Regions from separate parts of the Homo sapiens genome. Here region 2 is linked to region 1. Evidence: read pairs that join two places in POLR2A ChIA-PET (ENCODE). Cell type or tissue: MCF 10A. All regions are shown on one strand. Each heading gives the region's core, and the rest is flanking DNA. Links, peaks and the distances in the headings are about the cores only.

What was found. Peaks named below come from ENCODE experiments on the same cell type or tissue, not always from the same donor. Only the 100,000 strongest peaks of a DNase experiment are listed, where the experiment ranks them.
Region 2: POLR2A ChIA-PET joins it to region 1 with 8 read pairs; 2 of 35 experiments call an interaction of 5 or more read pairs at or near these places.

What each region holds. Positions count from the first base shown.
Region 1 is chr20:58,124,745-58,130,122 of GRCh38, forward strand. LOC107987284 (a long non-coding RNA gene) reads left to right here and starts at 4,786. Exons shown (of 3, transcript XR_001754693.2): 1 at 4,786-4,858. It overlaps LOC107985434 (a long non-coding RNA gene), which reads right to left. Exons shown (of 3, transcript XR_001754692.2): 3 at 4,855-5,378. In MCF 10A, for the core only: no CTCF peak of the experiment used is centred there; a DNase peak (open chromatin) is centred at 3,137.
Region 2 is chr20:58,062,237-58,067,614 of GRCh38, forward strand. No RefSeq gene overlaps it. Among named protein-coding and RNA genes, the nearest start is that of LINC01742, 61 kb to the left of the region's middle. In MCF 10A, for the core only: no CTCF peak of the experiment used is centred there; no DNase peak of the experiment used is centred there.

The sequences.
Region 1 (5,378 bases), core at 309-5,308:
AACAATAAGCAATAATAAGGGAAGGGTGGAGAGAAAATAAACAAGTAAACACACAAAAAGCAATTAATCATATAATTTTTGCATAGAAGCGTGGTAAGGTAATAAACAAAGTGCTGTGCCAAAAGCAACCAGGGACGAAAGGCACAGGAGTAGGCTGCTCTGACAAGGTGGTCAAGGAAGCCCTCCCTAGGGAGGTGATATTTGAGCAGAGCTCTGCATAAGACAGAGCCAGATGTGGGAAGATCTGGGCAAGGGGAGGGTAGAACATTCTAGGAAGAGATAATAAGACATGCAAAGGCTCTGAAGCAAGTTCCAGTGCTTTCAATTGAGGATTCAAGGTCAAGTGATTTATTGAAGCTGTGCTGTCAGGAGTTACCAGGAGCAATGGCAGCAAAAGAGAAAAGAGGGAGAGCCAAGCTGAGGAGTGGCAGCAAAAGAGAAAAGAGGGAGAGCCAAGCTGAGGAGTGATTCCAAGTGAAATCCCAGCACAGCCTGGACCCTCAGGGAGCTCTGGGACATAAATTACAACCCAGAGTTTGTTCTGTCTCTAGGTAAAGGAGCTGGATGTTTGTAGTCATACATCAGTCAGTCATTGGCTATGGGACAGAGTTGAAAACAGAGTTCAAGGCAACTGAAGCAGCTACAGCCTATAGATCTGGGCATCAGAAATACGAAAGCAGTGCACATAGAGGCCCCAGGACATACAGTGATGCGTCCTTAGTTGAGGGATAGGCAGTAGGCCTAGCTGAGGTCTACCAGGTAGTAGCTGTTATGTGGTTGAGAGTGGAGATCTATCAGAGGTTGAACAGTACTGGAGATGCAGTTCCGGCCCTCACCAAAGTAGAGAAATCTTACTAACATCTCATTAACACACCGGGTATCCAGCTGAGAGATCATGTTATTCTTAAGAGTACGAACCACATCCTAGAGTAGGACCTATTTGAGAACTTGCCTAACAAAGCCCAAAATCAAGCTCTGACAAAAATCTGCAGGGGATCTGCAGTGTTTAGAGGTGAAGTTTTACTAAATTAGAGAGGCTTGAGAAACACCTTAGGCTTTGCACAGACTCATACCAGCAAAGCATAAAACCAAACCTACAAAAAGTTCAAGAAGATTGCCTGCCAAAACAAGGATCAACACTCTTCAGAGGAAGACAACAGAATCCAGAGTCTATACCCTATTGTTTCCACACTCTCTGAGATTCAACCAAAAACCACTGGAACCACAAAGAAAGATAAAAATGTAACCCATAGGGCAAAAAAAAAAAAAAAAAAAAAAAGAATCTGTCAATAGAAACTGAAACAAGATAGTCTAGATTTTGGACTTAGTAGACAAAACTTTAAAGCAACCTTTATAAAGATGTTAAAAGAATTAAAATAAAATATGGCCTTAATAACAAACCAAATAGGCAATCTCAAGAGCAAAATGTAAATTGTAAAAAAAGAGCCAAATAGAAATTCTAGAACATAAAACTTCAATTAAATTTCAAATTAAAACTTCAAATTAAAAATTTGTCATTCAACATGACAGAAGAGTTAGTAAATGTGAAGATGGATTAATTTAAAAATTATCTAATCTGAAGAAAAGAGAGAAAAGGGATTGAAGAAAAAAATCAGAGTCTCTGATCTGTGGTACAAGATCACACAGTCTAACATATGTGTATCTGGTGTCCCAGAAGGAGAAAAGAATGAGGCTAGAACAGCAAACATATTTGAATAAATAATGGTTAAAACCTTCCAAAGCTGACAGAAAATATAAACGTATAGATCCAAGAGGCTCTGCAAACCCCAAGCAAGATGAACACAAGGAGAAATTCACATGGTCACACCACAGTTAAACTTTTGAAAATGAAAGACAGAAACATCTTGAAAGCAATCAGAAGAAAACAGAGACTTGGGGTTTAGGGAAAGAAGGCTTAGAATGACACTGACATCTCATTTGGAAATAATGGAGGCTAGAAAAACAATGGAATGACATCTTTAAAGTGCTAAAAGAGAACATCTCTCAGATTTGTCTACCCAAAGATCTACCTGGAGAATTTTTTATCCATCGGCTCCCAACCCCCATTGCTGGAGGTTTCCCCTGGGGTGTTCACTCCCCTGCACATTCAGGCTGCACATGTGTGCTTGATGGGCAGGTTCCCACCAGTATTTGCAGCATCCAAGAATCCCTGGGGCGGAGGCATTAGTTAAAGCTACATGGGACACATTGAGGTTAGATGCTAAGATGGTAAGGTGAGTCAAAATGTTCATGGAATCCATGGCAGGCCCAGCTGAAATTATAGGAGAGGCGGGGCTGGGGCTACTATCAGCCCTACTTTGCAAAGGTGAAAATGAATACAAAGAGTGGTTAAATCATACGCCAAGACCCCACGGCTGATAAATGCTAGAGCTGAGTTTAAACTCAGTCTGTCTGGCATTTAAGCTCTCAGACATACCCCCACACTGACTCTTAAGATGCACCGCACAGTCATTATCACACAGGTATATACGGCATGCTCAGACCTCTGCACATACACCCAAGGCCACTGTGTTCACACACAGAGATGTTTCACTGCATGTGCACTGCCATGCTATTGCTTTTTTTTCTTCTTTTTCTTTTTTTTTTTTTTTTTTTTGAGACAGAGTCTTCCTCTGTCTCCCAGGCTGGAGTGCAACCTCCGCCTCCCAGGTTCAAGAGATTCTCCTGCCTCAGCCTCCTGAGTAGCTGGGATTACAGGCACCTGCCACAACATCCAGCTAATTTTTGTATTTTTAGTAGAGATGGGGTTTTGCCATGTTGGCCAGGCTGGTCTCGAACTCCTGATCTCAGGCGATCCGCCCACCTTGGCCTCCCAAAGTGCTGGGATTACAGGTGTGCACCACCGCACCCGGCCTGCCACACTGTTTCTACAGACACACATTCGTGTACACACACACACACACACACACACACAAAGCCAGGGACATGTGCATGTCTGTATTCATGCATGAATATAGCAAAAGCATTTTCATTAGGGAAACATTCCAGCTTTTTCCTGGCTCTGAAGACAATGTAATTGGGCTTGCCACAGGTGGAAGATGGGAGCTACTCTGCCCGCAGGCAGAAGGCCTCCCCACTCCCTCTTCCTCCCAGCTTGATGTGGTTAGCTAATCACTGCCAAGGATGTTATTCACTTCCCTCAGGGGCGGCCCCTCACACAGACCTCTCCTTTGTCTCACTCACCCCTGGAAATCTGCCCACCTCCACTCTCAGCCTCACATGTACTTTCCTGAGATCTCCGGCTCTGTCTGTCACCAGCACAGTGGGGATGAAATTCATTATTCTAAACTCTCGAGTCTCAGCCACGCTCTGGCAGCTGGACGGGTGGCAAGGGAAATGCCTTACTGCTGGCTTCATTGTTTCACGGAACTTGGTCATGGTCTCAGAGGTGCAGCCTCTTTTCTCCTGTTGGTTCCACCAAAAAAGGGGCCTCCAGAGGCAGTCCATGTGAGCTGGACAAGTGACTGCTCCCAAAATTCCAAAGCCCTCCTTTTTCCAATTCTTTGTGAGCTATAGCATGAAGATGGGGATTTTGTCATGCATTTATTCAGTGAACATATCTGAGCATCTACTGTGTACCAGGCACTGGGGTTCTAGCAGGGTCCATTTATGTTCTTTCACTCTCAGTACCAAGCCCAGTGCTTGGCATATGGTAGGTGCATAATTTACATTTGTTGGATGGATGGATGGATTGATGACAGACAGATGAATGTATGAATGTGCAGATGGATGGATGGATGGGTAGGTGGGGAGGTGGGTGGATGGATGTGTGGAATAAGCTCTACACAGAAGGGTGTAGGCTTATAAAGAAGATATAGTTGCCATCTCAAAGGTGTCCATCCTCTAGGAAGACTTTGCTTATGCCACCCTATACTGTAGTTACACAAGTGGAAGGAGCAAGGGATGGGAGTAGGAAGAGAGAGTTAGGGAGGCAGGTGTTACATCTGGCTGGGGCATTTCAGGCAGAACATTAGGGGAAACCCTTCCCAACCACCTCAAGTCCAGCAGGAGAAGCAGTGCCCATCCCGACACTTCATGAAAATAATCAGCCCAAGCGTCCTTGTTAGGGGTGACCACAGGGCCTCAGGGGCCCCTGGGGTGGGCCCTGTCATCATCTGGTTAGGCCAAGGTGCCTTCAGAACAGCAATGCTTCAAGGTGTCCACCGAGGCAGTGGGTCCACTGTGCTTTAGCAGGTCACGGCAGGTGGACACACTTCAGAGTGCCCACTTCATCAGGCCACCCCACTGCAGAATCCTCAGCCCACTGGGCTTCAGCCTCCACATGCCGCCTTTCAGCTCATGCATCATGCACCCCTCTTCCATGTGGGCCCCTCCTTCCCCACCTGCACACGTCCTCAGCAGGTGCACACCAAATCAGGTGCTGTCAGTGCCTAGACCCACCTAATCAGATCCAGTTCCAGCCCACCCTGGACACAGAAAGCCAGGCCAGATCCACTGCCTTAAAATCCAGTCTCATTTTTAGTAACTGGAACACTGAGGCAGGTGGGTGCCTCCCAGGGCCCTCCCGTGTCCCGGTAGAATGGCTGGAGACCGAGTGTCCCCATACATGGATGGCGCAGCCACATTCAGCTGAGGATTGGAACCTGCTCAAAATGTTTGTTTCCTGTTTAATCGGTGGTAATAAAAAGTCATGGATTCCAACCAAAATACATTCCACTCCTTCAGCCCTGGTTTGTCAAAATTGCTTCTCTCTGAAGCTCCAACCTCAGGGCTGTGGGAGCCTGTGGTTGACTGGCAGGCTGATCGCGCACAATATCATATCGGGTCAGAATCACCCCATTGGCCTCCACCTGCCAACCTTGGAAAGAAATTCAAGGTAAGGACAAGTGAGTCTAAAAGTGCAGCTCTTCCTCCCAATCCCTCTCAAAACTCAAGTTTTGACTTCTGAGCTGTGAATAAGGATCTCATTGAGCCAAAGTTCCTTAAGGTTTTTTGCTGCACCCACAGGGGATCGTGTGCAGGCTAGGAGGGTTGCCATGGAACTTCAGCAGCCAACCACGAGGAAGGGAGGGGGAGCTGCCGCCCAAGCAGAGGCCCCCACTTCTGGCTGGGGGCCTGCCTGGCCCTCCGCAGCCGTCTCCAGCGCTCTCCTCTCATCTGGCCCAGTTCAGGCCTGCGCCACCAGCTGCAGACAGCCTGGCCTCCCGGGGTCCCACCCACCACTCACTCACCTCCATCTCAGGACAGCCCGTCTTGGCGCCACCCCACCCTGTCCCCTGCTCCCCTGTTGCCTCCATGACCACATCTTTCCTTTCCTACAACACACAGAGCACCGCTAGGGCAGGGACTAAGATCTTTCTCCTCTCCCTTTGGATTTAACTGACAAATGCGCCTTG
Region 2 (5,378 bases), core at 55-5,054, 63 kb before region 1:
GTTCCTAAATCAATGACTTCAGCCTCCACCTTAAGAAAGTAAGGGGAAAAAAGAGAAAATTAACACTACAGTAAGCAGAGAAAAGGAAATAATAAAGCTAGGGACAAAAATCAATGAAACAGAAAACAGAAAAAATCAATCAACAAAAATGAAAACAAAAACTGGATCTTTGAAAGATCAAAAAAAAAGCAAAAGACCTGTAGCCAGATTGAGCAGGAAAAAAAAAAAAGAATACATGAATTACAAATGTCTGAAATTAGAAGGACACATGAGACAAATGAGAAATTCTATAGATTATTTAAAAAATAATAAGAGAATAGAATAAACAACTTCATGCCAATGAATTTGAGAATTTAAATGAAATAACAAAGTTGTTGAAAAATCAAAACTATCAAAGTTCAAGCTACAAGAAATAACCTGAATAGCCCTCTATCTATTAAAGAAATGGAGTTTGCAGTTATAAACCTTATCACAAAAAAAAACTTCAGGTCCATTCACTGGTGAATTGTTCCAAACATTTAAGGGAAAAAAATTTCCAATTCTATCATATTCTTCCAAGACAGTGAGGAGGATGAAATACTCTCCAACAGCCTTTATGAGGCCAGCATGACATCTGAAAACAAAACCAAAGACATTACCGAGAAAAGGAAGATCAATATTTTTTCATTGATGAAAAAATCCTAAGCAAAATGTTGGCAAACCAAACCCAACAATATATAAAAGAGTCTATGTTAGGAAATGTAGAGTTTATCCAAGGAATGCAGGGTTGGTTTAACATTCAAAAATCTATCAATGTAATTCGACATATTCACATTCTGAAAAAGAAAAAAACAAACAAACATGTAATCATTTCAACAGAGGCAAAAAATCCAACAATCATTTCTGATGTTTTAAAAAACTCTCATCAAACTAGGAATAAAAGAGAATTTCTTCTACATGATAAAGGCATCTACGGAAAATGTATTACTAACAACATAGTTAATGGTAGAAGACTGACTACTCTACCCCAAAGATCAGGAACAAAGCAAAGATGTGTGATCTCACTTTGTACTGTATTCAACTTTGTACTGAAAGTTCTAGCTAGTGCAATAAGGCAAGAAAAGTAATAAAAGGCACACAGATAGAAAAGAAAGAAGTAAATTTGTCTTTTTTTCTCAGATTATATGATTGCATAAGTAGAAAATACTAAGGAATCCACCGAAAAAAAGCTAGAAAGAGAGTATCTGGCAATTTCAAAAGATGCAAAGTAAATACAGAAAAATCAATTGCATTTGGACATGCTAGGAGTGGACAATTACAATAGTGGCAAAAATATGAACTACTTAATGGTCAGTTGAATAAAAGATGGGCAGGACCTATCAACTTAAATATACAAAATATTGTAGTAGAAATTAAAGACCTAAATAAATAGAAAAATATAGGTGTTCATGGATTGAAAGACGAGATAATGTTAAGCTTTCAATTCTCCCCAAGTTGATCCGTAGATTCAATGCAATACAATTCTTTTATTTTAAGTGTTTGTTTGTTTGTTTGTTTGTTTGTTTGTTTTTGAAACAGAGTCTCTCCTTCTGTCACGCAGGCTGGAGTACAGTGGCGCAATCTCAGCTCACAGCAAACCCAGTTTTCTGAGTAGCTGGGATTACAGGCGTGCGCCCCCACACCCGACTAATTTTTGTACTTTTAGTAGAAATAGGGTTTCGCTATGTTGGCCAGGCTGGTCTCGAACTCCTGGCCTCAAGTGATCCACCTGCCTTGGCCTCCTAAAGTGCTGGGATTATAGGCGTGAGCCACCGCACCATGCCAATTCAAAAAAATTTTAATCAAAATCCTAGCAGGCTTCTTGTAGAAATGAGCAAGCTAATTCCAAAGTTCATATGGTAATACAAAGGAGCTAGAACAGTCAAAACAACTTTAAAGAAAATGAAGAACAAAGTTGGTGGACTGACACTACCAGATTTCAAAATTTACTAGAAAGCTGCAGTATTCAAGACAGTATGGTATTGGTATAAGATTAGATAAGCAGGTCAATAGAATAAAGTCAAAAAATAAACCTTTAATTATAGAGTCAATTGACTTTTCCCAGTGGTGCCAGGGTCATGTAATGGGACACTTGCACGCCCCTGAGAATGAGCACCTCCTTACATCTAAGCTCCTGGGGGTCTCACTTGTCTCAACCTAGCCCCAGTCCTGCTACTGTGGGATCTTGTAAGTTACGGTGGATGAAAACTCTTACTCTCTTCAGGGTGCATCAGATTGACATCTCACCAAATTGGTTAAACACTCTTGGAAGACTGAGGTGCCATCTCCCACGTCTTGTTCCACAGTTGGGGATCGGTTGACACCAACACTGAATTATTTTATGTCCCCCAAACACACACACATGCAGCCTTTAGGCCTTGCCTCCGTGGCCTCTTCTGAGAAATGGGACCAGTAAAATGGTCCCCTCTTTTCTCAGGCTGCCCAAGAGCCCATTGGCAGTTTTCAATCTCTAGAAAGAGACTCAGCCTCCCCCTGGAAAAGTGCCCAATCCCACAGGCTGGGAAAATGCCTTTGATTCCTCAAGCAGCCTCAAGTAGCAGATGTTGTCATGGCCCCAGTGCTTGGCCCATCTCAGAGGTGCAGCTCCAGGCTGCCACAGGAGACAGTCACTGCCCCCTACAGCATCCTACCCCAAGCACCTGCACTCTCTGCCTGAGTGGAGTGAACTATGCCTCAATGCCATAGCCTCTGGACCCTTCTAGAGAGCAGCCCACATTCTCTTGGACGGACCCCAGAAGGACTGCACTCCAGCTGCCCCCAGCATCGTTATCTCCGTGCGTTGTTTTTCCCTGTCTCTTCCTTCCCGGCTCCTCACCATGCTTCCTGGATCCCATCCCAGATAAACTACTTGTATCTGAAGTTTATCTCAGGTCTGCTAGTGGGGGCACCCAAGCTAAGACACAAGTTTCACTAGCATATTTGGGTATTCCTAGAGAATTGCAACTCATCAAAGCTGAGGGCTGATTTGCTCATTAATATGGGCATCTACTCTAAATTGACACAAGCTGCGAACGTCTCACAGGTTTGTTGAGCTGTAAAGTGGACAGTGTAGCAGCAACCAGGAGAAACCTGAATCCAGATGAAGCGATGTGACCAGGAGAACCACAGTGCCATTGCAGTGGCTGGATTTGATCTTTATGAAGTCATAGTGATCCCTGTTGTGGAACCCAGGTGGGGACATTCAATAAAATCCATCCTCGTGCCACAGTATTCACCCATTTCCTGAAAATGTTCTTTTAAAAGTGAAACAAATGAGCAAAAAGCAACCACCAAAAATATTAGTGATGCTTTACATACTTGCAATTCAAACAGTGGCCCCAGACCAGCCACATTCCCTTCACCTGGGAGCTTGTTAGAATTGTCCCACCCAGACCTGCTGAATCAGACTTTGCTTTTACACAAGATCCAGGTGACTCAGGGGCACATCACAGTTTAGAAAGTGCTGCTCTAAGGGATGTTGGCTTTGCAGAACAGGGCAGTTAATCTACAGGTTCTGGGGTTGAATCCTGGCTCCATCGCTTACTAGCTCTGTGGCTTGCGGCCAGTCCCTTAACCTCTCTGGGCCTCAGTTTCCTCATTGGTTAGGTGCCTACCCCCTAGAGCTGCTATGAGACTTCAATGCAATCATCAATATAAATTGTTTAACACAATACCTGGCATGTACTAAGTGTACACACATTTTAGCTCTTAGCCTGGTCATCCCTGCAGCATGATGAGTAAGCAGTCCTGGTTTTCTGAACAGTACTTGAAAGGTTGTATAATAATAAAATATTTTGGATGTGGAGTGAGTCAAGGGTGAGATTTCTCATCTCAGCTCTATTTAGTGCCAAAAAAGTAACTCCTGCGGCTGAGCCTCTGTTCCCTAGCCAGAAAATGAAAGAGAATCCTTTCCACCTGCAGTTCCCATTCCTGAATGCACACGGTCATCACCTGGGGAGCTGGCAGCATCCTGACACCTGGCTCCACCCCCTGAGATCCTGATGTCACGGCCTAGGGTAGAGCCTAGGCACCTCCCAGAGATTGTCATGATCAACCAATGTTGAGCACGACCTCCTTGGGCTTGTCATGCTGTGGCCACCTCCCATTATAAGAACTCAGGATACAGTAAAAACCCATAGGAGTTTTGAATCTGCAGGATCGTTTTTCAAAGTGTGCACTAACACCCTGATTTATCTTTTATGCAAACTAAATTCCATACACTAAATCCTGATCTATGTGCCCAGTTGTAATGTTTATCTCTATCCCACTGGCAAATCACATTTTTGTCAGCACGGAGCTCATTACACATGGACTTGCTATCTACTGCTCTGCTCCTTTTAGATGGCCTTTGTTCTGCTTTAAAAAAAAAAGAAGTCCTGTTAGTTTTTCCTTGGGATGAACTGCTAAAATATCCCCAAATCCTTTAAGAAAGTCAGGGGAGCAGCCAGGCGCAGTGGCTCGTGTCTATTATCCCAGCACTTTGGGAGTCCGAGGCAGGTGGATCATTTGAGGTCAAGAGTTTGAGACCAGCCTGACTAACATGGTGAAAACCCATCTCTACTAAAAATACAAAAATTAGCTGGGTGTGGTTGCAGGCACCTGTAATCCCATCTACTCAGGAGGCTAAGGCAGGAGCACCACTCGAACCTGGGAGGCAGAGGTTGCAGTGAGCTGAGATCGGGCCACTGCACTCCAGCCTGGGCAATAAGTGAGACCCTGTCTCAAAAAAAAAAAAAGTTGGGGGGGCATAAATCTTAGGAGAATGTAACTATACAATGTAATAATTCATCAGCAGAGTATGTGAATCAATTGTGGAAAAGAATAAGACCATGTCCCAAGTAAATGGACTTGCATATGTAACTTACCACCACAGTTTGATCAATGTGGCTGCCTCCAAGTTTTCTGGCTGCTGAAGGAACTAAGACGATTCTTAATGGACTCTTGCTACAATACCACCAGCGAGTGGAAGACCAACATGTTGAAGGAAGGGCTGGAGGAGGTGATTCCCCAGCACCAGAGCAAGCCCCTTTCAAAACTGCAATGCCCGTCCCTGGCCTGATAGCTTTACCTTCACTCAGGCCCTTCCTTCACCTCCTAAGGACTTTCCAGCTCCCCTAATAACCAGAACTGCCAGATTTATTGAGCAAGTTTATTTTCTATTTTTTGAGTGAATATATTTACTTATTTATTGAGCAAATGAAAATACAGGATGCCCAGTGAAATCTGAATTTCAAATGAACAATGATTTTTAGTATAAATATGGCCCATGAAATATTTGGAACATACTTATACTAAAAAAAGTTTTTTTGCTGTTGATCTGAAAATTCAAAGTTAGGTGGACATCCTGTATTTTATCCTGA